Linked DNA regions of Homo sapiens: region 2 is linked to region 1. Evidence: chromatin loops called from intact Hi-C (ENCODE). Cell type or tissue: OCI-LY7. All regions are shown on one strand. Each heading gives the region's core, and the rest is flanking DNA. Links, peaks and the distances in the headings are about the cores only.

Region 1 (15,476 bases), core at 2,859-10,858:
TTTCTTTTTTTCTTTTTTACCTTTACCAGTTTATTATATAATAAAGAATACAGATGAAGAATTACATAAGGCGAGGTCCAGAGGGTTCCCAGCACAGGAGCTTCTGTCCTTGTGGAGATGGGGGTGGGGGGGGTGCATCACCCTCCTGGCATGTGGATGTATTCACCCTCCTGGCATGTGGATGTATTCACCATCCTGGAAGCTCTCCAAACCTCATACTCTAGGGATTTGTATGAAGGCTTCATCCTGAAGGCATGATCATTTGTTAACTCAAAATCCAGCATTTCTCCCCTGACTCCAGAAGATGGGGGTAGGGCAGAAAGTTGCAAGCTTCTCATGGCCTGTCCTTTCTGGTAACTAACCCCCGTCTGGAAGCTATCCCTGATATCCAGTTTCTTATTCCCTGATTTGGAGTGAATTCACTGCAAGCTTTTTCAAAGACCATACTTAGTGTCACCTCTGAGCCTTTGCGAGTGCTCCGCTCACTACCTGGTTTCTTCTCCCCTCTCCCACGTCGCTTAGCTTCTACCTTTCCTAGGGGACCAAGCCTCAAGACACCCTCCTGTAGGAGGTCTCTGTGACATTCCTGCCGCCTGCTCTGTCATTAGCCATCTCCTCTTCGGTCTCCTGCGGTACCCTCTGCTGGTCTTCATTCATGCCCGAGCCCGACGTATTCCAATTACCATTTGGCTCATCGTGTCCCCAGTAGACTTTAAGAGCAAAGCCTTTGATTTTTTAAAAATGTTTTATATATTTGGGGGATGGAGGTGCAGATTTCTTCAACACATATATTACGTAGTGATGAAGTTCAGGCTTTAACGTGCCCATCACCTGAATAGTGAACATTTTTCTTGATAGATAATTTTTTAGCTCTCACCCTGCTTCCCCGTTTTCCAGTCTCCAGTGTCTGTTATTCCACTCTGCACGGACAGCCATTGTTCACCTCCCACTTATGAGTGAGAACATGGAGTATTTGACTTTGTGTCCTGAGTTATTTCACTGAAGGTAATGGCCTTTGGTTCCATCCATGTTGCTGCAAAAGACATGATTTAATTCTGTTTTATGGCTGAGGAGTATTCTGTGGTATATACCACATTTTCTTTTCTTTTTTTTTTTTTTTTTTTGAGACGAAGTCTCACTCCGTCACCCAGGCTGGAGTGCAGTGGCGCGATCTTGGCTCGCTGCAGCCTCTGCCTCCTGGGTTCAAGCAATTCTCCTGCCTCAGCCTCCCAAATAGCTGGGACTATAGGCACACGCCACCATGTCCAGCTAATTTTTTGTATTTTTAGTAGAGAGGGGGTTTTACCATGTTGGCCAGGCTGGCCTCGAGCTCCTGACCTCTAGTGATCTGCCTGCCTCGGCCTCCCAAAGTGCCGGGATTACAGGCATGAGCCACCACACCTGGCCTGGTGTATACCACATTTTCTTTATCCAGTCAGCCATTGATAGACACTTAGGTTGATTCTGTATCTTTGCTATTGTGAATAGTGCAGGGCGGGGCCTTCTTTGTCTTTGTTTCCCGTCTTAGCTCAGTGCCTTGTAGGTATTTATTAATCAAGGCCCCAAGAATACTAGTCCTGGGAGATGGGACCCTGAAGTTCCTGCCTCAGTTCTGCCATCCCCAGCACTGTGGCCTTCAGGTTGCTGCGGCCTTTCTCTGGCCTTCTGTTTTCTCACCTATAAACTGAGCATTTTGGTCTGATGACTAAGGGACTTCCAGCTCTGACATTATGCTCACCCATTTCTTACTGATCATTCTGAATAAGAAGGGGTAAGCAAACGGTTTCAGAAAAGGTTTGCAACTAGCGCCGGAGTATTTACGGCAGCAAGATTCTGGTTGGATTGTGTCTTCTCACATATGGGGCAAAGTTGCTGTTATAAAGTTTTATTTTTGGTTCCAGCAGTAATGAGGTCATTTAAATGCTGTGAGACAGCTCCCTTTAATGTACCGCTCCTGTTTTGGTAAATAAATCCCTTCGTTGGCTTCAGTGAAGGGATACATGTGTGAACTCACGCAGTAATTGGCAGTTTACAGGAAAGGGTAACACTCCAACAACATTAGTGCAGAAGTCCATAGCATCCAGTTTTTCAGGGTTTGGCTTTTTCTCAATAGGCTGACAAAGTCTTGTTGCCCTTTAAGCTAATGTAAAAGAAAACAAATGCCCAAACCATCTGTCTAGACAGGGTCTGTTGCAGAACTCGGTCTCTCCAACTGGACCAGGGTTCACACAATGAACACTGGCAAACAGACAGATCTCCCATCTGTGTGAGCTTCTTAACCTCAGTCGCAAGGACCATCATGGAACTGTAAGATTAGCGGATAAACATTCTATATTTGTTCATTCAGTGCTATTTATGGGATATTATAATGTGGTAGACACTGTTCTAATTGCTAGAGAACTAGTTGGTAAACAAGACAGACAAGGTTCTTATCTCACAGCATTTATAGCATACCACAAACAATAAATAAGCAAATCCACAAATCACAGTGTCAGAAGCTGATGAGTCAATGAAATAAAACAGGGTGAAGTGAAAGCTGGCCGGGCAGTGTCATGGGCAGGGGGCTGGTTGATGTTGGGTGTCAGAGCAGGAAGATCTCAGTAAAGAGGCGATGTTTGAGCTGAGGATTGAGTGTCAGAAAAGGGCAGCCCTGCATAATCCGGGGCAGAATGTTCCCAGGGAAGAACCAGCAAAGCATCTGCCCTCAGGCAGGAATGACAGAGTGTTCCATGAGAAAGACACTGGGCACCAGGAGATGATTCAGGAGGTGTGGGCAGGGCTGGTTACAGAGGTTCGCATATGCCACCTTGGAGTTTGAACCTTATTCTCGGTCCTGTGGGAAGTTGTTGGAGGGCTTATGCTGAGTGCATCACAGCCTATGTTTTTTAAACCTTCCCCTTGGATGTTTGATGGAGGATAATGGATTGTAGGAGGTGAAATTTAAAAGGGAGACCAAACTGGAGGCTATTGTGGTCACCCAAGCTAAAGATGCTGGTCACTTTGACGGGGGAGGTTAGGGAGAGGAGAAGGCCAAAGTCGGTGGATCTGGCATCTATTTCGGAAGTAGACTCTACAGATGGTGCTCGTGGTTCAGATGTGGGAGATTAAACAGAAGGAATCAAAGATACTTCACGGACTTTTGGCTTGTGGATCATCTTTAGCCTGAGTAGAGGATAATGCTGTTTGCATTGAGATGGGAAAGCCAGGAGTAAGAGAGGAAAAAAGTCCAGTTTTGATTGTACTAAGGTGTATATCAGATACCCAAGTGGAATTGTTAAGGAGGCAGTTGGAAATATCCTTAATATCGTTATATTTAAGTTGGCCTGTTAGATTTTGGCCAGTACAAGTTTTAGCCTAGTAAATATCAGACACTGATTTATTTTTTACTGAACGTTGCTGTAGGCAAATACCTTTAAAACTGACAATTGTGGGCCCGGCACGGTGGCTCACGCCTGTAATCTCAGCACTTTGGGAGGCCGAGGTGGGCAGATCACCAGTGGTCAGGAGTTCAAGACCAGCCTGGCCAATATGGTGAAACCTTGTCTCTGCTAATAATACAAAAATTAGCTGAGTGGATGTGGTGGTGTGCACCTGTAATCCCAGCTACTCGGGAGGCTGAGGCAGGAGAATCACTTGAACCCAGGAGGCAGAGGTTGCAGTGAGCCAAGATTGTGCCATTGCACTTCAGCCTAGGTGACAGAGTGAGACCCTGTCTCGAAAGAAAAAAACAAAACAACAACAAAAAAAACTGCTAACATTTACTTCTTGTTGCTTGTGTCTTCCTTTGTAGTCCTCTGAACTCCCTTCATTAGATGATCAGAAATTCCAAGGTGAGGAAACTTGCATTAATTTCTTTGGACACTCCCCTCCTATCTCCTACTTTCAATTAAAAAAAAATTATGTTATCGGATAAAAGTGAAAAAGAAGGTCTGTTTCTTGAGTAGTGTAGTTGGGGGCTGTATTACAGATTAGTGATTTCTGCCCTCTGAAGCCAGTTTTATTTGTTAAGTGTTTTGCATGACTTTATTTTTAACGAGTTTTGTGGTTTGGGGCTGGGGGCAGGCAAGTGGAGTGGAAATGTGGGTGCTCTTGATGGAAAGTGTCTTGAACTCTTCTGTCAGTATATATATATATACATTTGAGCTGATATTGTATTCCCATGAACATCGTTTTGCATGTTTCTTGTCACATGTCCTACTTCTAAAAGTATTTAAAAATTAGAAAGGAATGTACCTAGTATTGTCACATCCTTTGTTAACCATACTTACATGTTTTGTTTAACAAAGAGGAGGGGAAAAGGAGAAAAGAATGGTGGTGTAAACTAGTAAGGGGGATGGATAGGTTTTTACTAATTTGCGCTAAAACCCAAATAGATTTTCTTATTTCTGGACTCTAAGAATGGTCCTTGTTGCTCTTGGGAAAGAGGTTCACAGCTTTTCTGTCCTGGGGGAGGAAGAAACACTCATCTTCTAGACCCCAGCAGCCAGAGCATATCTTCCACGGAAAAAAACAGCCAGCATCCTTCTCTCAAGTGTGCCTCTTCCATGGAAAAAAAAAAAAAAAGCCACCATCCTACTCTCGCGTGTGCCGTGAGGCCGCCACAGGGCTGCTCCCTATGCTGGCGTGGGAGGCCCAGAAAGCCAGGACAACATCCAGTCAGCACATCCCTGATTCTGTTCTTTTCAATGGTATCCACTAGGCCATCGGGCCCCATTGGAAGTGTTGAAAGTTGCCATCTTGGTGGTTGCACTGCTCCTCAAGGATGGCTTTTTGGAAGTAGTAGAGCCATGAGAGACTTCGAAGGCCAGGGAGGATGTTTCTGAATGGGGAAGGGAAAGGTGTTCCAGAGGTCAGAGGCAGCAAACCAAAAACCATAGAGTCCAAAATGAGGTGATTGGATGAAATAGAGATCATTGACAAGTTCATGAACTACTGTGGTAAGCCAGTGACTTCTGAAGTTACATTTGGCCAGACAGGCTTCATTTGACTGTGGTCAGGGGATGGAGGAGACAGTTGGCACCAGCGTCTGTTCCTGGGATAGCGGAGCCCCACCGAACAGCACGCTACCCGAAGGAGTGTGGGATCCAACAGGTCTCTGTCTGCTAATAATTTCCCCAGACATTCCTATTGCTGCACATCAATGACTGCCCAACATCTGTTTTTTTTACTGTTGCATAAAGTTTCATTTCAGTTTCTGACTGTGTATTTCAGATTTTCTAAATGCCACACATTCTTTCTCCTTTGCAAGCAGCTTGAACAGGCAGGTTGCCTATTTCTAGGGGGATGGTGGCTTTGTCCATGTTGTACCTTAACGGTTCCATTGGACTTTTCATGATGGATGTTAAAAGCAGATGGCTTTTGTTTCATATGTTGTTTCATATATCATATGTCATTTGTTTCATATGAAGATGGCTTTTGTTTCATATGTCTTGTGACTCAGGCCCATATAGCTAGGGCTAAAAAGAGCTACAGGGGTGAGTCTGAAGTGAGACCCCAAAGTAAATCACTTTGGAAAGTTTTGCTTTCATTTCTCTAAATAGCTAAGGACTTGGGGGAAGTCAACAGTTTTGCAGTGAGCATATGTGTGTGTCCTTGGAGTGAAGTAAGGAGACAAGCAGAGGATAAACCAAGGTGGAAAAGCTATCAGCAATCAGATGGCTTAGAGACATTGATTAGTTTATTTATTTATTTATTGTTTTTGTTTTTTTTGTTTGTTGGGGGGATGGAGTCTCACTGTGTCACCCAGGATGGAGCACAGTGGTGTGATCTCGGCTCACTGCAACCTCCACCTTCTGGGTTCAAGCGATTCTCCTGCCTCAGCCTCCTGAGTATCTGGGATTATAGGTGCCCACCACCACGCCTGGCTAATTTTTTTATATTTTTAGTAGAGATGTTGGACAGGCTGGTCTTGAACTCCTGACCTCTGGTGATCCCCCCACCTTGGCCTCCTCAAAGTGCTGGGATTACAGGCATGAGCCACCACGCCCAGCCTGTTTTTTGTTTTTTTTTTAAAGATTTTTATAGGGGTTGAAGCATTTCTTAAATGTATTTAGGGAACGTGCAGCCCAGTGTCTGTGGCAGTGGGTATCAAATTCATCAATTAATTTTTTGTTTTGGTTTCTCTACCAAACGTCTCATTTATATGTTTTAAGGAAGTTTGAGATTCAATTCAATATGGTGTTTTTTGTTTTTTTGGTGATGGAGTCTTGCTTTGTCTGGAGTGCAGTGGCACCATCTTGGCCCACTACAACCTCCACCTCCTAGGTTCAAGTGGTTCTCCTCCCTCAGCCTCCTGAGTAGCTGGGATTACAGGCACTTGCCATGATGCCCAGCTAATTTGTTGTATTTTTTGTAGAGACGGGGTTTCACCATGCTGGCCAGGCTGGTCTCAAACTCCTGACCTCAGGTGATCCACCTGCCTCGGCCTCTCAAAGTGCTGGGATTACAGGCATGAGCCAAAGCACCTGGCCCTCAATATGGTGTTTTTAACATAAATATGCTTATATGTGTATATATAAGTAATATAGTTACCTATCAACATTTATTTACTGGGTGTTGTACTGCCACCTATTTGCACAAATGTCTCATTTAATTCTAAGAACAAACCTGGAAATACTAAATTCCCAATTTGGAGGCAAGGAAACTGAGACTTTTAAGCATTAGGTGGCTTTCATAAGTTATAAATGGCAGAGCTAGGTTCCAACTAGTTGAAGTCTCCTGGCACCAAGACCTGAGCTTTGCCTTCCTTTCATCTTTGTTAATTAGTAGCTGTGCAGAAGTCAAAGGCCCCCAGAAATAGCCAGTGTTGACGTGCACAGTGGCATCCGGGTTTCAGGCAGAAGCAGCTTCACCTAACAGGACCCTGTTCAGGAAATTTAATCACTTTGCTATGCTGCCCATAGCATAGTCATTAGCCACAGGTGGCTCTTGAAATTTAACTAGAATTCAATTCAGTTACAAATTTCAGTTCCCCAGTTGCCACTAGCCACATCGCAAGCACTCAATAGCCACCTGTGGCTGGTGGCTCCGTCTTGGATGGCTCAAATATAGAACATTTCCATGATCACAGAAAGTTCTATTGGACAGCACTGCCAGCCAGAGACTTGGGTCCAATCGGCAGAATTCTTTTCTCCTGTGATAATCTGTGATATCTGTGGACAAGTGATGGATATTCGGCCAGACGTGACAGCTCCGTTCTCCTGTGTCAATGCCGTGTGTCTGTCAACCTCCTTCATGGTGTGCTCACTTTTTCTTCCAAGGAGGAAGTTGGCCGAATATGGAAGATGGAGCTGCTCAAAGAATCGGATGGGCTGGGAATTCAGGTTAGTGGAGGCCGAGGATCAAAGCGCTCACCTCACGCTATCGTTGTCACTCAAGTGAAGGAAGGAGGTGCCGCTCACAGGTGACTAGATAACTCTCCCCTCTCCCCCATCCCTCTGCCTCCTCTCCTTCCCTCTCCCTCCCCACTGGTGCAGGTGCTCTTCCACTTGTTCAAAGCCCTGGCGATTATAGTTCATAAAGATTATGCTGGAGCACAGGAGGAAACCAGGCAAGAGTGGTTCGAATTGAACACACCTCTGAGCACAGGAAGTGGCTAACTGCAGAAGATATTGCAAGATCTTCTAAAACAAGGAGAGAGTGGATCTCTTTATAGTGCAGCTTTAGTTTCAAGTGAATGTTACGTATCCTAACTTGCTGAGATGATATGAGGCTACTTATTGAGAATATGCTGCTGAGTAGAACACCGCATTCCTAAGATCTTAACTCCCGTAAGACTTGACGAATGACCCGGGAAAGTGATTGGTTTTCAGTCCGACCACAGTTCATGCACTGGGGCTCCACTTGTCAGGTCTATCAGGATTTCAGGCATACTTAGATATATGTATCTCTGTCGTGCAGATGTGGAAGGGAAATTAAGTAAATGTGAATTTTTCTCCTTGCGATCTGAAAACAATTCATACCTCAAAACTTCTTTTGTAGGCCAGGCGCAGTAGCTCACGCCTGTAATCCCAATACTTTGGGAGGCCAAAGCAGGAGGATTGCTTGAGCCCAGGATTTTAAGACCAGCCTGGGCAACATGGTGAGACCTGGTGTTTACAAAAAATAAAAATTAAAAAATAGCAGCTGGGTGCGCCTGTAATGTGGGTGCTCTGGGAGGCTGAGGCGGATCACCTGAGATCAGGAGTTCCAGACCAGCCTGGCCAACAGGTGAAACCCCATCTCCACTAAACTTACAAAGACGTGAGCCAGGTGTGATGGCTTGTGCCTGTAGTCCCAGGTACTTGGGAGGCTGAGGCACGAGAATGGGTTGAACCTAGGTTGTGGAGATTGCAGTGAGCCAAGATCGCATCACTGCACTCCAGCCTGGGCAACAGAGTGAGACTTCGTCTCGATTAAAAAATAAAATAGAACAAAATAGCTGGTCATGGTGGCACACTTCTGTAGTCCTAGCTACTCAGGAGACTCAGGTGGGAGGATCACTTGAGCCCGGGAGATCGAAGCTGCAGTGTGAGCCATCACTGTGCCAGTGTACGCCAGTCTGGGTGACAGAGCAAGAGACTCTGTCTCAAAAAAACAAACAAAAACTTATTTTTTAATCTGAACAATGATCTGGAAGTAGGAAGAGGAATGGTGTTTAGCTAGAGCATGTGCAAAACAGTTTATTTTGAGTAAGAAGGATGTAGCTGTCCCAAAATGTCAGGCAGGCTCTTGACTGCTAGCTAATTGCTTCCATGCACATAGGGTGTCTACTATTTGCAAGGCCTGCTGGGGCGTGTACGTATGTTGTATGCCCACACATATACAGTAGGCATATAAAAGGAGAGTTTCGTTGATAAGCGAGTTGATCATCTTTTATCTAGTCCGGAACTTGGTGTTCAGCTCAGGTACCCTGATTCTAAGAGGGGTGTGGCAAACCAGACTGGTACTGGCCTGCCCAAGCTTGAGAGGGGACACAGAAGGATATCACATGAGGTACAGTTGAAGGAGCTGGAGATAGTCTGAAGAATGGAAAACTAAGAAGAGGACCAGGGCACAAACCAGCAAAGTCTTTTATGCTCATCAGTTCTTTTATTACAGAATAGGATGCTAATCACTAAAGTAGAGATAAGATTAACTGCAATTGTTAGTTGTCTGGGTGGTAGTAATTATTGAAGGATTAAGACCTTAGGTGGTTTTTACTCCAAAGAGCATTACTTAACTTCCAAAATGACATATGTTTTGAGGAGCTCCTGTCAGATAGACAGTTTCCCATTAATCATAGGTCTTAAGTTCTAGTCTTCCTTTAACAAGTTGGCCATTAGGAAATTCCTGTGCCCAGAGATAAACTTACAAAGAACTGTTCTTGTCTATTTTCCATCTGAGCCATTTCTATTGGGTCTCATCCTTTTCATTTCATTCTTAGCCTGGAGTTGTGTGTGTGTGTCTCTTTGAGCCTCTGGGCTATACGATTCACAAGCGGGGCATTTTAGTTAGTAACAGGAGATGAGAGAAATGAAAGAGGGAAATAGGAAAAGGGAGTGGGGATGGTCTTTTTTTCTTTTTTGAGGTGAAGTCTCGCTCTGTTGCCTAGGCTGAAGTGCAGTGGCGCGATCTCGGCTCACCACAACCTCCGCCTCCCAGGTTCAAGTGATTTTTCTGCCTCCACCTCCCAAGTAGCTGGGACTACAGGCGCTTGCCACCATACCCGGCTAATTTTTGTATTTTTAGTAGAGACGGGGTTTCACTGTGTTGGCCAGGCTGGTCTTGAACTCCTGACCTCGTGATCCATCCATCTCAGCCTCCCAAGGGATGGAGATGGTCTTGATGGCATTCTGAATTAGTAAGCCCAGGACACTGGTCTGAACCATTGTGTTCTTGATTCCTCAATCCCTCTCCTCCCATAGGAAACAGCTCCTGAGTGGCCCACCCACACAGCTCCTGAGATTCCAGCTTGTTTCTTCTGTGGTCTTCCCATTCCCCTTCTCCCACCATTCCAAACAACTAGTGGGGCCCTTAGCATTTCTCTGCTTCAGGAATTTTTGAAGGACAGAAACAGAGACTATCAGAATTCTCTGGTGTCTCCTGTCTCCTGTTAAAGCCCAAATTCATAGAAAAGACAATGGCACATGCCCTAGAGGAAGGAGACAGAAAGTGAGAGAAAAGCTGTTGAAGGAAGGAAAGGGGAGGGAAGGATGGAAAGAGAGAAGTCAGTTGATTCATTGAAAGAAAGCCAGGGGAGAGCCTAGAGACTGGAGACAAACGGAGCTTCTGGGCGTGTCGGAGGCGTGCATGTGTTTCATGGCAGCACCCTAGGTGCTGATGTGAACCTTTAGAACAGAGAAGTCCAATCTTTTGGCTTCCCTGGGCCACATTGGAAGAGGAAGAATTGTCTTGGGCTACACATAAACTACATTAACACTAACGATAGCTGATGAGCTTAAAAAACATCACCAAAAAATCTCATCATGTTTTAAGAAAGTTTACCAATTTGTGTTGGGCCATGTTCAAAGCCATCCTGGGCCACATGCAGGCCACAGGTTGGCCAAGCTTGGTCTAGAGGATGCGGTGGGATCCGAGGCTCGAGGTCCCTCTGCCTCACCAGCTTTCCTATCCCACATTCAGCCATGTCTGGCTCCTTTGGGATCCTGGGAGATCAGAGCACTGGAGGCTCTGGTGGAATCCACAGAACTGTTGACTCACCACGATTGAAGGGGCCTGTCCAGTGCTCTGGCACAGTGTGCCATGCCAAGCCCTGACCCTCCCTAGGGGAGGCAGTCCCCATGACACCTGAGTCTCTTGCCAGCCCAATGGGAAGAAAGTTGAGTCAGGCATAATTTAATTTAAGGGAAAGAAACAGAAAATGTTTGTGTACACCGTGTTTGTAGCCCAGGTCTGATACCTGCAGTGACAGCAGTTTAGGCAGTTTATTTGTTCTTTTCCTTTCTTAATTGCTTTTTTTTGGGGGGGGCGGGTGGCGGGATTTGTTTTTTTTTTTTGTTTGTTTGTTTTGATTCGTCCTTCTGTACATGAAGCTTGGCTGGAGAGACTCAAGGATGAAAAAGAAGCAGAAACCAGGCCTGGTGGCACGCACTTGTAGTCCTAGGTACTCAGGAGGCTGAGGCAGGAGGATCACTTGAGCCCAGGAGTTCCAGGCTGCAGTGAGCCAGGATTGTGCCACTCCACTCCGGCCTGGATGACAGAGCAAGACTCTGTCTCAAAAACAAACACACACAAAAAAACATACTTTAAAAAAAAGAAAACAAGGTGCCGAGAGTGAGAGACTTTACCCTCTGGGACCTGTAACTCTGTTGGGAGATAGAGACACGTGTAGTGTAGTGTGAATCACAGGTGCCCCAGAGGACATCTGGTCAGGGTCACATCCCTGGGAAGAGAGGAGTGCAGTGCATTAGGTAAGGAATGCAGGTGGGCTTAGGATACCTCTGCTGTTTCTGAGCTTAGCTCAGTGACTCAGTCATCAGGGCAGGATGGCAGGGAGGATTAAGAAACGAATGACTCGACTCTCCTCAAACCTTGGGGTCTTGGTTCCTCTATCAACATCTCCACCTGGATGGGAGTTTCACTGACATTGATGCCAGGTAGGCCGGTGACCTTAATGTGCATATTGCTGAGCCACTGCCTGAAATCATGGAGGGAATCCTCTGATGGGAATCTGGACACATGAATAAACAATCGCATCCCCAACTGCCTCTGGCCATCACAGTATCCTCTTTAGCCCAATCTTAACCGTCCCTCCTCACAACCCTCCCTAGCTCCAGAAAATGGCCCTTCTCAGGCCCAGAATGTCTTGACAAGGGATCTTTTTCCCATCTCCCTTTCCTCAGGGATGGCAGGCTGTCCTTAGGAGATGAGCTGCTGGTAATCAATGGTCATTTACTGGTCGGGCTCTCCCACGAGGAAGCAGTGGCCATTCTTCGCTCCGCCACGGGAATGGTGCAGCTTGTGGTGGCCAGCAAGGTAGGTCGTGTTTGTTTTTTGGTACTCGTAATGGTGGCAGTGGTGAGTTGGGGTTGAGCCCCACCTCCCATGCCACACACACACACAAAGACATGTGTGCACTTGTACGTTTGCCTTGGGCTATTGAAACAGCCTTGCTTCCACAGGGCAACGCTATATGGAGACCCTTAGCTGAAGTGCAGTTAGTTACTTGGCTTTCCTTAAGAAGTTTGTTTTTGTTTTTGTTTTTGTTTTTGTTTTTGTTTTTGTTTTTTTTGAGACGGAGTTTCACTCTTGTTGCCTAGTCTGGAGTGCAATGGCGCAATCTCGGCTCACCGCAACCTCCACCTTCCGGATTCAAGCAGTTCTCCTGCCTCAGCCTCCCAAGTAGCTAGGATTACAGCCACATGCCATCACACCCGGCTAATTTTGTATTTTTTATAGAGATGGGGTTTCTCCATGTTGGTCAGGCTGGTCTCAAACTCCTGACCTCAGGTGATGCACCTGCCTCAGCTTCCCAAAGTGCTGGGATTACAGGCGTGAGCCACCATGCCTGGCCCTTTAAGAGTTTTTATAGGTATATGTTAGGGCAGGTGTCCCCAGCCCCTGGGCTGTGGATGGGCACTGGTCCATGGCCTGTTAGGAGCTGGGCTGCGCAGCAGTAGGTGAGTGGCCTGTGAGACAGCGTTACCTCCTGAGAGCTCCGCCTCCTGTCAGATCAGCGGCGGCACTGGACTCTCATAGGAATGCGAGCCCTATTGTGAACCGCACACGCAACAGATCTAGGTTGCACGCGTCTTATGAGAATCTAATGCCTGATCATCTGAGGTGGGACAGTTTCATACCAAAACCATCCCTCTTGCCCCTACCATCCTTGGAAAAATTGTCTTCCATGAAACTGGTCTCTGGTGCCAAAAAGGTCAGGGACTGCAGTGTTAGGGGATGGAAAGGAAAGAACAGAGCTAAAGAAAAGGTAAGAATGGTAAGGAAGGACAATGTAGAGAGAGCGGCAGCTCTTCCAGGAGGAGCTGAAGAGGAGACTTGGAAGCCTGGGCAGCTGGAAAGGGAAGAGAGGCTCAGGGGCCGCCGAGGGCAGCCTGTGGCTTCTGCTCTCACTTGTGGCCTCTTGAGTGTTGGAGCTGGAGGAGGCGCTGTGAATCCTGTTTGCCCAGCCAATTTACAAATGAGACAGTGAGGCAGAGCTTCCGTGGCCACTACCGTCTTGCAGAGGCCATGATGCCATCAGCAGCGCCAGGACCCGGGCCCTAACGCCCAGCCCAGTGTCTGTCCCCTGTCTCCCTGCCGCCTCTTCTCCACGGGTCCTCCACAGGTCCTGACGCCCCAGGCAGGCCAGAGCTTCTTTCACACCCACCCTAGAGTGCATTAATATAGTGCCCAATTCTGAGCCTCAGCATCTCCTTCTTAAAGCACTGGCTAGTCTGCAGGACTTCACAACTGTGGTAAGAAAGAGGAGGCGTTGACCTCTGGTGTGTCTGAGCTGTGAGCCGATGTGCTGTTGATGAGACTAGGGCAGCGTCTATGTGGCCTGGTGAGAAAGAGGAGGCAGTGACCTCTCGTGTGTCTTAGCTGTAGGCCGATGTGCTGTTGATGAGACTAGGGCAGAGGCTATGTGACCGAGGAACTGGTGAAGTGGAGCCATGAAGCTTTATTCCAATTCCAGCCGGGAAGGACAGGATGAGGCCACACCCTCTTAGCCCTGTGCAGCATGACGCTCTTGCTAATATGGGGAATCCTTTTTCCATGATCTCTGTTGTTATTTCAAACCTGGCGTCATAGGTCTCTTTATATTTTCCCCCTTGAATTGCAAGATCGATTGCTGATTTTCGGAGTATTGAACAAATAGATTAGAAGAACATTTTGGGCTATCCAAAAAATCTGCTTTCCTTTCTTTACACCTTTTACCCCAAACCCTTGACCTAGACTCTCAGACTTCCAAAGAGAATCTATCTACAGAGTTCTGGTGAAGACTTGGCAGGAAGAGGGGGCGTCTGAGTCCCTGGAGGTAGGCGTTGAGACCACTGTCCATTCATAGGTCCTTTCTTCCTCTTCCAGAGGTACCAAGGGACACCTTGGGGTGTCTCTTGAGTCCATCGCGCTCCCTGCATGTCTTCACCCAGAGCGTCTGCCTGTGGGCTGTCTGTAGCCCCTCGCCGGAAATGGGGCGGCAGAACAAACCCCGGGATTCTCTCTGTCAGCTGGTGAATTCCACAAGGAGGGAAATGCTGCAAGAGAAGGAGAAACTAGTTCATTGTTTTGCCAGATGAAGTGGGAGCCTGAAAGCATCTTTGGGTCTTATACACACACACACCTCACACATACCACACACACACACCACACACACACCAACACACACCAACACACCACCAACACACACACCCCACATACTACACACACACACCACACACACACCAACACACACCACACACACCACCAACACACACACCCCACACACCAACACACACACCCCACACACCAACACACACACCCCACACACCACACACACCAACACACAACCACACACACCACCAACACAACCACCAACACACACCACACATACATACCAACACACACCACACACCAACACACACACACCCCACATACCACACACACACCACACACACCAACACACACCCCCACCACACACACACCACACACACCTCACACACCACGAACACACACACACCACACACACACCAACACACACACACCACACACACCCCACACACCAACACACACACCACACACCACATACCACATGCATACCATACACACACTACACACACCACACACACATCACACACCCACACACCAACATACACTCCACACACACACCCCACAAACACACCACGCGCCACACACACACCACACACACACCACACACCACCAACACACACACCACACACCATACACCACACACACACTACACACACCACACACATCACACACCCACACACCAACATATACCTTCACACACACACCACACACACACCACATGCCACACACACACCACACACACACCACAGCAAACACCACACCACACACACCCCACACACACACCCCCACCACACCACACACACACCACACACCACACCACACACACACCACACACACACCCACACACACCACACACACACTCCTCCACACACACACCCCCCCCACACACACCCTACACACTCCCCCCAACACACACCCACCCCCCCCACACCACACTACACACACACCACATCATAAACAAACACCACACATACACACACACGCACACACACACACAGAGGCATGTGTCTGCAGAGAACGCGTGTTTCATTTGCACAGCCCACCTCCTCAAAATCGTGTGCTGAAGAACATGGGTTTCTGCACGAGCATTCCACCATGTACTGCTAAACCTGCATTTCTTGTGCTGACTTCCTTCTCTTGTTAGTTTTTTTGTTTTTGTTTTTGTTTTTTGTTTTTGTTTTTTGAGACGGAGTCTCACTCCTGTCACCCAGGCTGGAGTGCAATGATGTGATCTTGGCTTACTGCAA
Region 2 (15,476 bases), core at 4,961-12,960, 82 kb after region 1:
TACAAATATATTGGAGAGCGGGATATTTACATAGTCTCAAACTGTTTCTTCACAGATTACTCATTAATGACTGAAAAAAATTCCAGTGGAGAAATCTGGCAAATTCCATCCCTAATCAAGAGATCAAAGTTATCACCGATTATAAGACACATTGACCCTTAGTGCCTCTGAATGCACTGAGAAGGAAATCATTCTTGTACTTTTTCTGCCAAAAAAAAAAATGCGTAATCTGAATCTAAGCATGAGGAAACTATCAGACAGATCCTAATTGAAGGTTTGGATTGGCCTGGTTTCTTCCAAGATATCAGTGCCATGAAAGACCAAGGAAGATTCGGGAGCTGTTTCAGATTAAAGGAGACTAAAGACATACAACAACTAGATCCTGGATTGCCAAAAACAATTTTCGTAATAAAACATCACTATGCAAAGAAGTTGATCCATGGCAGCCTGCTACAGGTCCACAGCAAGATGTGCTTGCACCAAAATGTAAACATTGTGTCACCATGCACACTATTACATAGTTCAGCTGACATTTTTTCCTTAGCATGATGATTTTGATGAAGCCGTATGCTAATTTGCATTGTGGAGTTAAGTTCTTATCTCATCACAGGCTGGCATTAAACTTTCTGTGAGCTAGTCCCAGACTACAGACACACTTTGAGTAGTACTTGCAAAGGACACTATTAGAAAAGTACTGTCAGTATGCAGTATTTAGTCAAACTGGAATATGAAATCTATGTTACACAGTCATCAATGTTGCATTTCCTGAATTTGACAATAGTATCATGGTTATTTAAAAGAATGTCTTTGTTTCTAAGAGACCCATGCTGAAATATTTATGGGTAAGGGGTCACGATGTCTGCAACTTACTCACAAATGGTTTAGCAAAAAGCTGTAATTCTGTGTGCGTGTGTGTGTATGTGTCTGTGTAGGGAGGACATGCATGTAAATGTGGCAAAATGTTAAAAATTAGTGATTCTAGGTGAAAAGTATACTACTCTTGCACTACTCTTACATGTTTTATGTAGGTTTAAAATTGCTTAAAAAGAATTAGGCCGGACGCGGTGGCTCACACCTGTAATCCCAGCACTTTGGGGGGCCGAGGTGGGTGGACCACAAGGTCAGGAGTTCAAGACCAGCCTGACCAATATACTGAAACCCTGTCTCTACTAAAAATACAAAAATTAGCCAGGCGTGGTGGTGCGCGCCTATAGTCCCAGCTACTTGGGAGGCTGAGGCAGGAGAATCACTTGAACCTGGGAGGCGGAGGTTGCAGCGAGCCAAGATCAAGACGCTGCACTCCAGCTTGGGTAACAGAGAGACTCTGTCTCAAAAAAAAAAAAAAAAAAAAATTGAAGTGAGTTTTCCGGAGAGGCAGATATCAGCTGTGTTGTTGGTAATCATAGCACTGAATGCTTTGCTTAATGAACTTGGGCACCAGTTGAAAAGTCTTGTTATGTGTGTGTTGCTGGACTTCTTACATGCTCTGAGTTACAGCTTCGGAGGATGGTCATAATCCTTGGCCCTGTGGTTTGCCTCTTTATCTGCACTTGACTCTGACTCTGGTCCTAGGTACTTTCATTGGGAGAAATAAATAAATAAAACCATCTAATCTTTGCTTTCTGCTGAAAATCAGGTTTCCGAGCAGGAAATGGATGAAGTCATAGCACGCAGCACTTATCAGGAGAGCAAAGAGGCCAATTCCTCTCCTGGCTTAGGTACTGTAATCTCACATTTTCATTCAACATTCAGAAGAGTTTCTCATTAAGTTCACCCACAGGCACTCCCCAGTGCAGTATTATTGGATTCTTGGTAATTATCAGGTTTGGCAAAAGTAGCTGTCAAAGACAGTCTATGCTTTCTCTTGGCTGTTAGTTTTGATTTCTGCAGTTATTTAATGTGCTTCATTAAAGATCTAATCATGCATGCTTCTTATAGTACTTACAAATAATTTGCAAAGGTAAGTTAGAAGTGTTGCATGTATATATGCTTGATTCATTCAAAATGCTAAAGATGAAAGGGAAACGATACCCAGAATTTCAGTAGTTTGGTAGATGCAGAGTATTATCTACCAAAAAGCCTGAGATTTCTTTACATGAATTAAAAAGTTTCCATTCAAAAGGGTAATAGAGGTAGCAAAAATCATGATTTCGCTCAAGTGGAAAACTTCAGGCAGAGAAGGCTTGAGATAGTAGGAATTTCATATGAATTTAAAATATGAAACATATCAAGTCTTAAAAATAAAGTTTCCTTTAGCATGGAAGCCTAAAGGGACTCTTCACACATTTCTGAGCTTGAGATTATACTGACGTTCAGATTGCTACCTGGGAGGAAAAGGAACTGAGACATAAGTTATTAGTTGTCAGAGGAAAAGGAAAGCATAGGGTTTTTTGGCAATCATGAAATACCCTGATTATTTACATTCATAATTAATACATTTGAAGTGGACATAGCCATCATAGGCTTTCTATTCAACCAGTTCATCATCCCGACCTGCCTGAAAGCTGTGCTCTCATAATCCCAGCATTTCCACTTGATCATTTATAAAGAGTTTATTAAGCTGTAATCCTCATGCCCAAAGTCCCTTCTGCTTCATGGCATATAGTTTAAATCCTGAGCCTTTTCACCCTACAGTTAAAAACTAAAATAGATATTCAGTCATCTTCTCAGTTCTTTCATGAGTTTCTTGGGTGATGTTCATTTGTTCATTCATAATTCAATCCATTCAGCAATTATCACCGAACACTTAGTAGATATGAAGTACAATGTCCAGCTCCATGGAGCCGGGCGCCATGGCTCACGCCTATAATCCCGGCACTTTGGGAGGCCAAGGCGGGCAGATCACCTGAAGTCTGGAGTTCGAGACCAGCCTGACCAACATGGAGAAACCCCATCTCTGCTAAAAATACGAAAGTAGCCGGATGTGGTGGCGCATGCCTGTAATCCCAGCTACCCGGGAGGCTGAGACAGGAGAGGTTTCAGTGAGCCGAGATCATGCCATTGCACTCCAGCCTGGGCAACAAGAGTCCAACTCCGTCTGAAAATAAATATCCAGCTCCGTGGGGTCAGATCAGTCAACATTTCTGCTCTGTAGATTGAAGAAGGGAGACAAGACACATCCACTCATACATTATATGATGTACATGAAAGTTGATGTGTGGGTAGGATAAAACACTTTGGAAATTCAGAAGAAATTACTTCTAACTGGGATCATCATGCAGGTAGTAGCATCTGAGTTAGGGCTTGAAGCATCATGGCAGATGGGATGGGGATGAGGATCAGGTACGCAGGTAGACTGCATGCACGTCTAACCCTGTGCATGCAGCCCGTCATCAAGCAAAGGGAGTTTTGTTTACTGTGTTTGCCGCCTCCTTTTCTAGTTAAGGATGTGAGCCTATTTGTGACTTGAGCTTTATTGTTTTGACAATATGGTGAATTTTCCCTCCAACAGGTACCCCCTTGAAGAGTCCCTCTCTTGCAAAAAAGGTGAGTCAAGGTGAACTGCTACCTGCCTCCCTCAGCTGGACCACAAACTAATTCCTGGAGCCCACAAGTCAAGCCGGAGGGCCCAGTCCCTGTTTCTGCCCATGAGTCATTTTTGCCACTTTATACAGGAAATCGCAACAATGCTCATTTGAGAATAGATGCAAAAATGTGTGTTTCTTTTGCTAAACACTTATCCAGGAAAAGAACAGAGCAACAAAATAAAAGAACTGAACTACAGTTTGCAAAATAAGTTTTCAAACTGCTCCATAATAAAGCAGCGTGAGTCAGGACTTGGGGCTTTAAGGAGGCCACGCAATCTTCCTCAGCTAGGCTCTTGCTGAGTCTCAGTGCGTCAGGGTGCAGGATTCAAACTCCCCTGGTTTTTGTTCACCATTTGGCTAGACTGGTTGGCTTGAATCACATTTGTCTTTCCCATCGCATCCCCCCAGTGTTTTTCCTGGGATGGCTGATGTGTTGCTGCTGTGGCTTTTCCGATCATTGCCAAAAATTTAGCCAAAAACAAAAAGTCTCTAAAAACATTGTCTGGCAGCAGTCACCTTTTTATTTATTAGTTGTCAATTTAGCCGTTCTGAGGTACATGGAGGTTGGTGTTTACTATCACAGCTATTTCAAGTGACCGTTGATTAGAACGAAGTGTTCTTGGAAAGATAGGACGTAATAACCCTTGAAAGTCTGCTTCTGCTGTGTTTTCTTAGTTATCGGATGTTTTCTTCTTCAACAGGACTCCCTTATTTCTGAATCTGAACTCTCCCAGTACTTTGCCCACGATGTCCCTGGCCCCTTGTCAGACTTCATGGTGGCCGGTTCTGAGGACGAGGATCACCCGGGAAGTGGCTGCAGCACGTCGGAGGAGGGCAGCCTGCCTCCCAGCACCTCCAGTAAGCAGGGGTGCCCCAGAGGGCCTGGGCTCTGCATTCCAGTCAGCAGTGACTGGTTTCCACCTCTGTGCTGGCGGCTACAATGGTTTAGCTACCCTGGCGCTGTAATACGAGAAAAGAGCTGGAGACCAGGCCGGGCGCGGTGGCTCACGCCTGTAATCCTAGCACTTGGGGAGGCCGAGGCGGGGGGATCACTTGAGGTTAGGAGTTCAAGACCAGCCTGGCTAACATGGTGAAACCCCATCTCTACTAAAAATACAAAAATTAGCCAGGCGTGGTGGCACGCGCCTGTAATCCCAGCTACTTGGGAGGCTGAGTGGGGAGAATTGCTTGAACCTGGGAGACAGAGGTTGCAGTGAGCTGAGATCGCACCATTAGACAATGCTGTACCCTGAGAGTTTACTCTTGGAAAATGCAGCCACTGTTAGTGACTGGCCACTCAGTTACTCAGTAAATGGGCTGGATACACATTCTATAGTCAGGGGTGGATGGTGGCTAAACCAGACCTCCTTTCAATGCCCTTTACATAATGTAGTCTTGAATTTTATGGCATCAAATCAGGATGGGCAACCTGATGCCCTTACATTTTAGGGAATCCAGCCAGATTCCAGGTCCCTTCCCTCACCAGGCCCTAGCTTCATTCTTTGTAGAAGGCTGTAAATTAAAGATTAAGAACTCATAAGAGACATATTATCAAAAGGTTTTTTTTTTAATCTCATTGATATATCAATTTGAGATAATATGAGATGATAATCTGATATGATCCATACCGATTTCTCAGACTTCTTTCTGCTGGTGAGGTTTCCTCTTAATTTCTAACATCTGAAGAAGAAAATCCCCTTGTTTTAGGAGAGGCAGGCGACGACCACTCTGACTCATTCGGAGCTATCAATGAGTTTGCTCTGTTCTTATAGAAACATTTCAAGGTGCAAACGTGTAATTTTTCACTGCATTTAACAAGATATAAAAATCGTTGCAGATTCAGGTTGGCATTGTTCTAGAGTATCTTTAAGACATAGGACAGTTCATGCTGCAAAAGCACTCACGTGCCTGTCAATCAAGCCTCCCTTTCTGCAGATGAAGGAAGGACCTCAAGGGGCCAAGAAGGCAGCCCAGGTGTGTGGGACATGTCATCAGTCCCCAGGCATCCTTCTATGGAGGAATTCTCAGCAGCATTTAGGTTAAACCCTAACAATGTGTTAGATAATCATGGAGGTGGAAGTATTAAGTTTCTGTCTTCCAACAGCACACGTTTGAGTTAATCCAGAGGTTGGGGTTTAAGAAAAGGGCGGGGGGGGTAGGTCAGTAGGGAAAAGAGAAAGATAGCCCGCCTATCTACTCCATATAGCCTCCAGGAAGCCATGTTGCCTAGGCCTTGTGTCCAGTGGCTGAGGCTGTGTGTCTGGTGTTAGTGAATGTGGAAATGCTTATGTGTAATGATGGGGTCAGATGATAAGACAGGGCCAAGTGGGAAGCTCAATTTCACTTGACTTTTCTGTCCCCACCTCCACCAGCTCACAAGGAGCCTGGAAAACCCAGAGCCAACAGCCTCGTGACTCTTGGGAGCCATCGGGCTTCTGGGCTCTTCCACAAGCAGGTGACAGTTGCCAGACAAGCCAGTCTCCCCGGAAGCCCACAGGCCCTCCGAAACCCTCTCCTCCGCCAGAGGAAGGTAGGCTGCTACGATGCCAACGATGCCAGTGATGAGGAAGAGTTTGACAGAGAAGGGGACTGCATTTCACTCCCAGGGGCCCTCCCGGGTCCCATCAGGCCTCTGTCAGAGGATGACCCGAGGCGTGTCTCAATTTCCTCTTCCAAGGGCATGGACGTCCACAACCAAGAGGAACGACCCCGGAAAACACTGGTGAGCAAGGCCATCTCGGCACCTCTTCTTGGTAGCTCAGTGGACTTAGAGGAGAGTATCCCAGAGGGCATGGTGGATGCTGCGTCCTATGCAGCCAACCTCACGGACTCTGCAGAGGCCCCCAAGGGGAGCCCTGGAAGCTGGTGGAAGAAGGAACTGTCAGGATCAAGTAGCGCACCCAAATTGGAATACACAGTCCGTACAGACACCCAGAGTCCGACGAACACTGGGAGCCCCAGTTCCCCCCAGCAGAAAAGTGAAGGCCTGGGCTCCAGGCACAGACCAGTGGCCAGGGTAAGCCCCCACTGCAAGAGATCCGAGGCTGAGGCCAAGCCCAGTGGCTCACAGACAGTGAACCTGACTGGCAGAGCCAATGATCCATGCGATCTGGACTCGAGAGTCCAGGCCACTTCTGTCAAAGTGACTGTCGCTGGCTTTCAGCCAGGTGGAGCTGTGGAGAAGGTAACTGACTTTCTCTTAGTTACTTGGAATGGAAGTGCATGAATATGTGTGAGTGAAGATGGAGTCTGTTGTAAAGCATGGGTAAGCTGCCAGTGGGAAAGGATGATGGCTGGAGAATTATCTTTCAACAGAGTCAGTCACTTAAATACCTGGACTGCTTGGAAGCCTTTTTTTTTTTTTTCTTGGAGATGGAGTTTCGCTCTGTCACCCAGGCGGGAGTGCAGTGGCGCAATCTCAGCTCACTGCAACCTCCGCCTCCCAGGTTCAAGCGATTGTCCTGTCTCAGCCTCCCGAGGAGCTGGGACTACAGGCGCACACCACCACGCCTGGCTAATTTTTGTATTTTTTAGTAGAGACAGGGTTTCACCATATTGGTCAGGCTGGTCTCGAACTCCTGGCCTCAGGTGATCCACCTGCCTCGGCCTCCTGAAGTGCTGGGATTACAAGCGTGAGCCACCGCACCCAGCCTAGGGAGCTTATTAATGTATCAGCAGGTTAGTCATGAGATCATTTGGCCAGAAGATACTATAGAATCTCTGTCTTACCTGTACACAGCACCTGTGGCTAATGATGGAAAGGCAGTGTGGCACAGGGAAAGTAAAACCATGGGCCTGGCATGAGCTCCACTGCTGACTAGTTGGCACTGGTCGAGTTACAACTTGGGCAAGTTATTAAACATTTCTGAGCTTAGTTCTCTGGGCTGGTGCTCTCTGCCTTGGTCATCTCACAGAGCTGGAGGGACCATCAAATATATGTTAACAGTGATTCCCTCCAGCTGATAAGGTTATGAGTGATCCTTATATTTTTCCAAATTTCTACATTGGTTATATATAATTATAGCCACTCATAACCTTGCTGTGGTATCATATGGAATAACAGGAATGCATTCACTTAGAAATTGATAATGTACCACATTAAATGCAAGTTAATATTGGTTATGTTACTACTTGGTTACGAGTATGTTAGAATATCAAATTGTTCATTTTTAAAAATGTTCAATATACCTCTACTTTATCAAGGAGACAGTACGAGAAATCAATGTTGTTTATAATCTCCTTAACATAAATAACTTCTCTCTCTCTCTCGCTGAACAAAGAATCTGAGATGACTTATAAAGCCATATTATTATAGATGTGTGTTCAAGTGGTTTATATAAACATATATGTCAATAGACCTGGAAAATGCTAAGTCATAAAAACTATACCAGGCAAAAGTCGTTTTTTTAACCTTATTTTTGTTTTAATAGAAATGCACATCTTTTTTCCTTCTCCTCAAATATCATATTTTACCTCCAACCACTACCTGTGTTTTAAAATATAATGTTTGGCCATTGGGTAAATTTCTTCTTTTAAAAAGCATCGGCCGGGCACAGTGGCTCACGCCTGTAATCCCAGCACTTTGGGATGCTGAGGCAGGTGGATCACCTGAGGTCAGGAATTAGAGACCAGCCTGGCCAACATGGCAAAACCCCGTCTCTACTGAAAATACAAAAATCAGTCAGGTGTGGTGGTGTGCACCTGTAATCCCAGCTACTCGGGAGTCTGAGGCAGGAGAATCTCTTGAACTCGGGAGGTGGTGGTTGCAGTGAGCTGAGATCGTGCCACTGTACTCCAGCCTGGGTGACAGAGCAAGACTCGGTCTCAAGAAAAAAAAAAAAAAAAAAAAACAAATCACAAGTTTTGGATAACTGTATAAAGGCAAATTAGGGTTTTTATTCATAATAATTTATATCTATTAAAATAAGAGTTTTGTAATTCTAAGTTAATACTCTCAGAATGAACTTTTGAGCAGCATTTGAAACTTGTACAAGACTAATTTTTCTCATAAAAATTTTAGTTACAAAATTTGATTTTATTTATATCTGAGAAAGAAAATAGAATGGATTGCTATAAAGTATATGTCCTCAAATATTGGAAGAAAAAACCTTCCTCTTTTGGTACGTGAGTTAAATTCTGTTTTTATTTACTACTTGATTTAAATTGAAGTGAAATTCATATAACATGAAATTAACCATTTTGAAATGTACAAGTCAATGGCACTTAGTACATTCAGAATGCAATATGACCCACCACCTCTGTCTAGTTCTGAAACTCCTCTACTGTTTTTATGTTACATTTGTGTTACTAATAAATAGAAAATTAACTGAGTTAAACTCTATCTAGGTTTCCCTCAGCTGGTAACTGACATTTTATGAAAAGATTTCTTACCAAAGCTGCTGAAAGACATATTATCCCTTTCACCTCTGTGCTCTGCTGCCACCTTTGGGCCACTTTATCACTCACAATGGATAAATTTCACATGAAGCTGATTTAACTGTTAGTTTTAGAATTTCATTGCATTGAATGTTAGGTAGAAGAAGAGAAAGTAATGGACACTTAGCCAAAGTGAAGTCTTGAAATATGAAATGTCAATTTTGTTTATCCAGATTCGTTCATTCCCTCACTACCAAACTAAGGAGTTAGTGTTATAGTCTTGGATATCTCTATGCAATATAATAACAATACCTTACATCTGTCTAGCCTTATATGTGCTGTTTTTATAACTGTTCTCATTTAATCGTCTTCTTTTAAGCTCTATGAGTAAGACTGGGAATGTTTTATGCCCATTTTAGAGTTGAAAAAAATGGAGGCTTGGGGAAGAATGATATGACCATTTAATTCCTAGCAGACCTTAAACCCACAATCTGGATCTGCTGGCTCCTAGTCCAGGGCCCCTTTGCCTTTTCCTGAACTAGCTCTGCTCTCTATATATGATCTCATCTTACGGTGCAGAAAGCCTGAAAGTTATTTCAAGTGGCTTGTGGTTGTCATTGTGCCAGGAATCTCTGGGAAAGCTGACCACTGGAGATGCTTGTGTCTCTACCAGCTGTGAACTAGCCAGTGCTCTGTCCCATCTGGATGCCAGCCACCTCACAGAGAACCTGCCCAAAGCTGCATCAGAGCTGGGGCAACAACCCATGACTGGTAAGATTATTTTCCCATTTGTTAATCTTAAAGTAGGTGGGGAGATACCCTAATGAAAGCATTATACAGGCCAGGCGCAGTGGCTTACACCTGTAATCCCAGCACTCTGGGAGGCCGAGGTGGGCGGACCACTTGAGGTCAGGAGTTTGAGACCAGCCTGGCCAACATGGTGAAACCCCATCTCTACTAAAAATACAAAAATTAGCCGGGCGTGGTGGTGCGCACCTTTAATCCCAGCTACTTGGGAGGCTGAGGCAGGAGAATCGCTTGAACTGGGTAGGCGGAGGTTGCAGTGAGCCAAGGTGGCACCATTGCACTGCAGCCTGGGCAACAAGAGCAAGACTCTGTCAAAAAAAAAAGAAAAAAGAAAGAAAGGAAATTGATATTTTTAAGGAGAAAAATCTTTTACACAAATTAACATTTAAATACTGCCTGCATTTAGCACCTTTACTATATCATTGTGCCTAAACTCATCGTTTTCATGCCATGTTGAACACATCCATTTTCAGTCAGTTGACCCTTTTTACCCTTTTGTGACACCAACAAGACATGAGATGAATCAAAAGGACTTCCCACCCATCAAAATCACAGCACTCTGCCTACGTGAAATCAAATGCACTGAGAAATGGCAACAAAAACCTCCACAAAGGACAAGTGAAATGATACTGAAAAACCACACATAAGTGTTGATGAGAGATTAAGTAACATCGTGGAGGCAGAAGTTATCTCAGTATTTATTTAGGTGCCAGGTGCAGTGGCTCATGCCTGTAATCCCAGCACTTTGGGAAGCTGAGGCAAGTAGATCATGAGGTCAGGAGTTTAAGACCAGCCTGGCCAACATGGTGAAACCCCATCTCTACTAAAAAGACAAAAAAATTAGCTGGGCATGGTGGAGCACGCTTATAATCCCAGCTACTCAGGAGGCTGAGGCAGTAGAATTGCTTGAACCCGGGAGGTGGAGGTTGCAGTGAGCCAAGATCATGCCATTGCACTCCAGCCTGGGCTATACAGTGAAACTGTGTCTCAAAAATTAAAAAAAAAAAAAAAAAAAAAGGAAATTAGTTAGATGTGGTGGCATGTGGCTATACTTTGGAGGCTAAGACCAGGAGGGTTACTTGAACCTAGGAGTTTGAGACTGCAGTGAGCTATGATCACGCCACTACACTCCAGCCTGGGTGACAGAACTAGACCCAATCTCTGGGAAAAAAAAAAAAGTGTGGGGTGTGTATGTGTGTATGTAAAATTTGGCTACCCATCATCTAGTAGTTGAACAAAATAATATTGTAAAACATGATTTTTAAAAATCAACTGAATTAAGTGACTTTGCTTCCTTGTTAGTGGAGACCTTTATTGAAATTTTGGATTCTGGTGGGGCGCGGTGGCTCATCATGCCTGTAATCCCAGCACTTTGGGATGCCAAGGGGGGGCCGATCACTTGAGGTCAGGAGTTCAAGACCAGCCTGGCCAACATAGTGAAATCTCGCCTCTACTAAACATAAAAAAATTAGCGGGTGTTGTGGTGCATGCCTGTAATCCTAGCTTCTCAGGAGGCTGAGACACGAGAATTGCTTGAACCCAGGAGGCAGAGGTTGCAGTGAGCTGAGATTGTGCCATTGCACTCCAGCCTGGGGGACAGAGTGAGACTCTGTCTCAAAAAAAAAACAAAAAAAAAACAAAAAAAAAAAAGGAAATCTGGATTCTAAACTTGCACTCTGTGGGTAGGGGACACTCTTCTCAGTGGCTGGTGATGACTGTGATCCCACTTGTCGAGCTCTGTGGGAGTCCCGGCAGTCCTCCGCAACTGTCGGCTGGTTGTTACTGTCTCAGCGCCTGCCTTCTGATTGGTTAGCAAACTACGGTGGTAGACAGAAAAAAGATAGCCTTCCTTTTTAGGGCTGTCCTACAAAATAAAAATGTGGGCCGGGTGCCGTGGCTCACACCTGTAATCCCAGCACTTTGGGAGGCTGAGGTGGGTGGATCCCCCGAGGTCAGGAGTTCGAGACCAGCCTGGCCAACATGGTGAAACCCAGTCTCTACTAAAAATACAAAACAAAATTAGCTGGGCATGTTGGCGGGCGCCTGTAATCCCAGCTACTTGGGAGGCTGAGGCAGGAGAATCGTTTAAACCCAGGAGGCAGAGGTTGCAGTGAGCCGAGATCGAGCCATTGCACTCCAGCCTGGGCAAAAAGAGCGAGACTCCGTCTCAGAAAAAAAAAGAAAAAAGTGAAACCCCAGAATATCTATCCCATACCCTGATGGCTACTCACAGAAAAAATACAGGCCCCTGATGTCTCTGTTCTGTGATCCGAGGCTCTTTGTTCCTTTGTTAGTGATGAGGCTGTTACTGTGGGTTCTGGTTTCTCTTTCGGGTTCACATTCACTTGCTGGACAAACACTAACAAGCATTTTTTTGTTAGCAATTTGACTTTACTGCAAAGAGTGTTAAAAAGGGTTCTATTTGGCCGGGCGCAGTGGCTCACACCTGTAATCCCAGCACTTTGGGAGGCCAAGACGGACGGATCACAAGGTCAGGAGATCGAGACCATCCTGGCTAACACAGTGAAACCCCATCTCTACTAAAAATACAAAAAATTAGCCAGACGTGGTGGTGGGCACCTGTAGTCCCAACTACTCAGGAAGCTGAGGCAGGAGAATGGTGTGAACCCGGGAGGTGGAGCTTGCAGCGAGCTGAGATCACACCACTGCACTCCAGCCTGGGCAACAGAGCGAGACTCCATCTCAAAAAAAAAAAAAAAAAAAAAAAGTGGGGGGTGAGGGGTTTCTATTTGAGGGAGATGAAGTTACATTGAGGCAGCCTTCAATGTCACCTTTCAAAGTAAGGCTTCATTTGAGGCCAGTATCTTCATACATTTTAAGAGTGCATGTTCTACATAATGGTCCTCTGGAAGTTTTCTTGGAATCCAGATTTGCTTTGGAATAGAAGAGGGACAGCAAAGGGTTGGTTTTTTTCACTAAACCAACATTTCCTATTTGCAACCTCATGCAGTACATTCTTTCCTTTCTTGCCACTGAGGAATTTCTTATTCTAGGTAGGCCAGTTTTTGTCAATACTGAGGTTTTCATCAGTGTTAGAAAATGTAGTACATATACACTATGGAATACTATGCAGCCATAAAAAGGAATGAGATCATGTCCTTTGCAGGGACAAGAATGGAGCTGGAAGCCATTATCCTCAGCAAACTAACACAGAAACAGAAAACCAAACACCACATGTTCTTACTTATAAGTGGGAGCTAAACAATGAGAACACATGGACACAGGGAAGGGAACATCACACACTGGAGCCTGTTGCGGATGGGGTGGTGGGGGGAGGGAGAGCATCAGGATCAATAGCTAATGCATGCAGGGCTTAATACCTAGGTCACGGGTTGATAGGTGCAGCAAACCACCATGGCACACATTTCCCTGTGTAACAAACCTGCGCATCCTGCACATGTATCCCAGAACTTAAAAAAAAAAAAAAATACCGCGGGTTTGTACCTTAAGTAAGTGGGTTGCTGCATGTCAAGTTCTCTTGTGTTATAGTGTAGAGAGAATTTCGTCTCCCAGCCCCGTACTCCCTGGAGCTCTGTGCACCTCTGTGACTGTACTGACCCCGGTGGGTGCAGATGTTTGGATGCTTTTCTGCCTTGCCCTCTCTGGATTTCCCATAGATAATGAGCCTTGAGAAAGGTGCAGCTATGTGTCCCTTACACCCACTGAGCAGCCAGGAATGCTAGACCAGGAACTGATTATATTTAACAGGCAATGATATATGTGCTATATTTAGTTAACATGTCAAAACATAATATATTAGTTACCATTTAATTCTTTAAGGGTCCTCGTCAGGATTGATCGAGTTGCAGTGACACACTGGCACCCTCAAGGGCTTTTGGGGTGTATCTGAAATACCCGATTACCGGATCTCTAAAAGATTTTAGAGCTTCTGTCTCCTTTTGTTTAGGTATTTCTCTCTCCTTCCCAATGAAAAGGCTATCTGTGACCAGTTGGTCCTGCTGAGTACTTGAGTGCTCGTAGCAGTTCTTCTTCCAGTGTTATTACAAATAGCTGCTTTCCAGTATGTAAGAAGGATGTTCTTCAAAACATGTCTTTGTTTTGTTTTGTTTTGTTTTGTGGCGGAGTCTTGCTCTGTTGCCCAGGCTGGAGTGCAGTGGTGTGATCTTGGCTCACTGTACGCTCTGCCTCCCAGGTTCATGCCATTCTCCTGCCTCAGCCTCCTGAGTAGCTGGGACTACAGGCGTCCGCCACCACGCCCAGCTGATTTTTTTGTATTTTTAGTAGAGATGGGGTTTCACCGTGTTAGGATGGTCTCAATCTCCTGAACTCGTGATCTGCCCACCTCGGCCTCCCGAAGTGCTGGGATTACAGGCGTGAGCCACCGCGCCTGGCATATCTTTGTTTTTTTTTTTTTTGAGACAGAGTCTCCCTCTGTCACCCAGGCTGGAGTGCAATGGCGCGATCTTGGCTCACTGCAACCTCTGCCTCCAGAGTTGAAGCAATTCTCCTGCCTCAGCCTCCTGAGTAGCTTGGATTACAGGCGCCCACCACCACGCTCGGCCAATTTTTGTGTTTTTAGTAGAGACGGCGATTCACTATGTTGGCCAGGCTGGTCTCGAACTCCTGACCTCAAGTGATCCACCCACCTCAGCCTCCCAAAGTGCTGGGATTACAGGCATAAGCCGCTGCGCCTAGCCAAAACATATCTTTTTTAAAACTGAAATATCCAAAAATGCATAAGTGATCAAAGAAGGAATACCTTATCATTAAAAAAAAATCCAAAATGACCCGTACACTGCACGGTGGTTAAGCACACAGGGGCATACGCAGGCTGCCAGGGCTCAGATCTGAGCCCCAACATTTGACCAGGGAAGGGACCTTGGATTAGTCACTGTTGTCCTAAGTTACACACCTCATGGGGTTGTTGAGGAAGAATCAATGACATTTTCATGTGTAGCATTTGGAACACAATCTGGTACCTAATATGTTGAATAAGTTATATTACGTGTGTGTATGTGATTTTCCTAAGAGAAACATATATGTGTGTATATATCTGCCTAGTATATGATACACAGTAAGATACGTGTGTGTGTATGTATGTGTGTATGTATACCTACACACATGATTTTCCTAAGAAAGTTTTAGAAACTTTAGAAACACAGGAGCAAATGGCCGACCAAGATGTGTTGATTGTGAGGTCTGATTTTAGAGCCATTTAGCTTTCTGGCAGCAATTGACTCTGTCTGTTAAATGGTGGCTCTTGGAAACCAGAACGAGAGGAGGTGGTAGCTGTTGGAAAAGCTGTCAAAGCTGTTGTGAGAAACTGAAGCAGTGTGGGGAATCCAGGCCCCCTGTTTGTCACTAAATGTTTAACTCTGTTATGAACGGGATACATGTTTATTCTAGAAACTTAAGAAATTACAATTGAGAGGGAAGTTTTGAAAGATAGCATAAAAATCAGCTAAGCCCAAGTGAAAAACCTCTGTTAATATTTTGGTCTGTATCATTTGAGTCTTGTGCGTATATGGGTGTGAATAAATATATAGTCCTGTGCTTTTTTTGTCTTTTTGCCAAAAAAAAAAAAAAAATCCACTGTGGTAGTCACCAGTACCTAACAACCTTTTTAAACCTCATACATCCACACGAAATAATATTTGAGCAGCCTGCTGGCATCAGTAAGACTGCTCCTCAGCCCATGGGCCTGACCTAGCAGGCTGTCCCTCGCACTGACCACTCTGCTGTCAGCACACCCATAGCCTACTCTAGGAAACCGCACTGCTATCC

The links. Peaks named below come from ENCODE experiments on the same cell type or tissue, not always from the same donor. Only the 100,000 strongest peaks of a DNase experiment are listed, where the experiment ranks them.
Region 2: it touches region 1 in a loop (2.6-fold over the local background); 1 of 110 quality-filtered maps calls a loop at or near these places.

The regions. Positions count from the first base shown.
Region 1 is chr5:31,988,317-32,003,792 of GRCh38, forward strand. It overlaps PDZD2 (PDZ domain containing 2), which reads left to right. Exons shown (of 25, transcript NM_178140.4): 4 at 7,260-7,402; 5 at 11,823-11,955. Among named protein-coding and RNA genes, the nearest start is that of MIR4279, 60 kb to the left of the region's middle. In OCI-LY7, for the core only: CTCF peaks have their summits at 6,574 and 6,773; DNase peaks (open chromatin) are centred at 5,425, 6,865, 7,595 and 8,803; H3K4me3 peaks cover 5,500 bases; H3K27ac peaks cover 4,702 bases.
Region 2 is chr5:32,067,933-32,083,408 of GRCh38, forward strand. It overlaps PDZD2 (PDZ domain containing 2), which reads left to right. Exons shown (of 25, transcript NM_178140.4): 15 at 1,637-1,718; 16 at 3,452-3,486; 17 at 4,229-4,385; 18 at 5,900-6,711; 19 at 9,530-9,674. Among named protein-coding and RNA genes, the nearest start is that of GOLPH3, 99 kb to the right of the region's middle. In OCI-LY7, for the core only: CTCF peaks have their summits at 6,704, 8,973 (motif pointing left) and 9,177; a DNase peak (open chromatin) is centred at 8,959.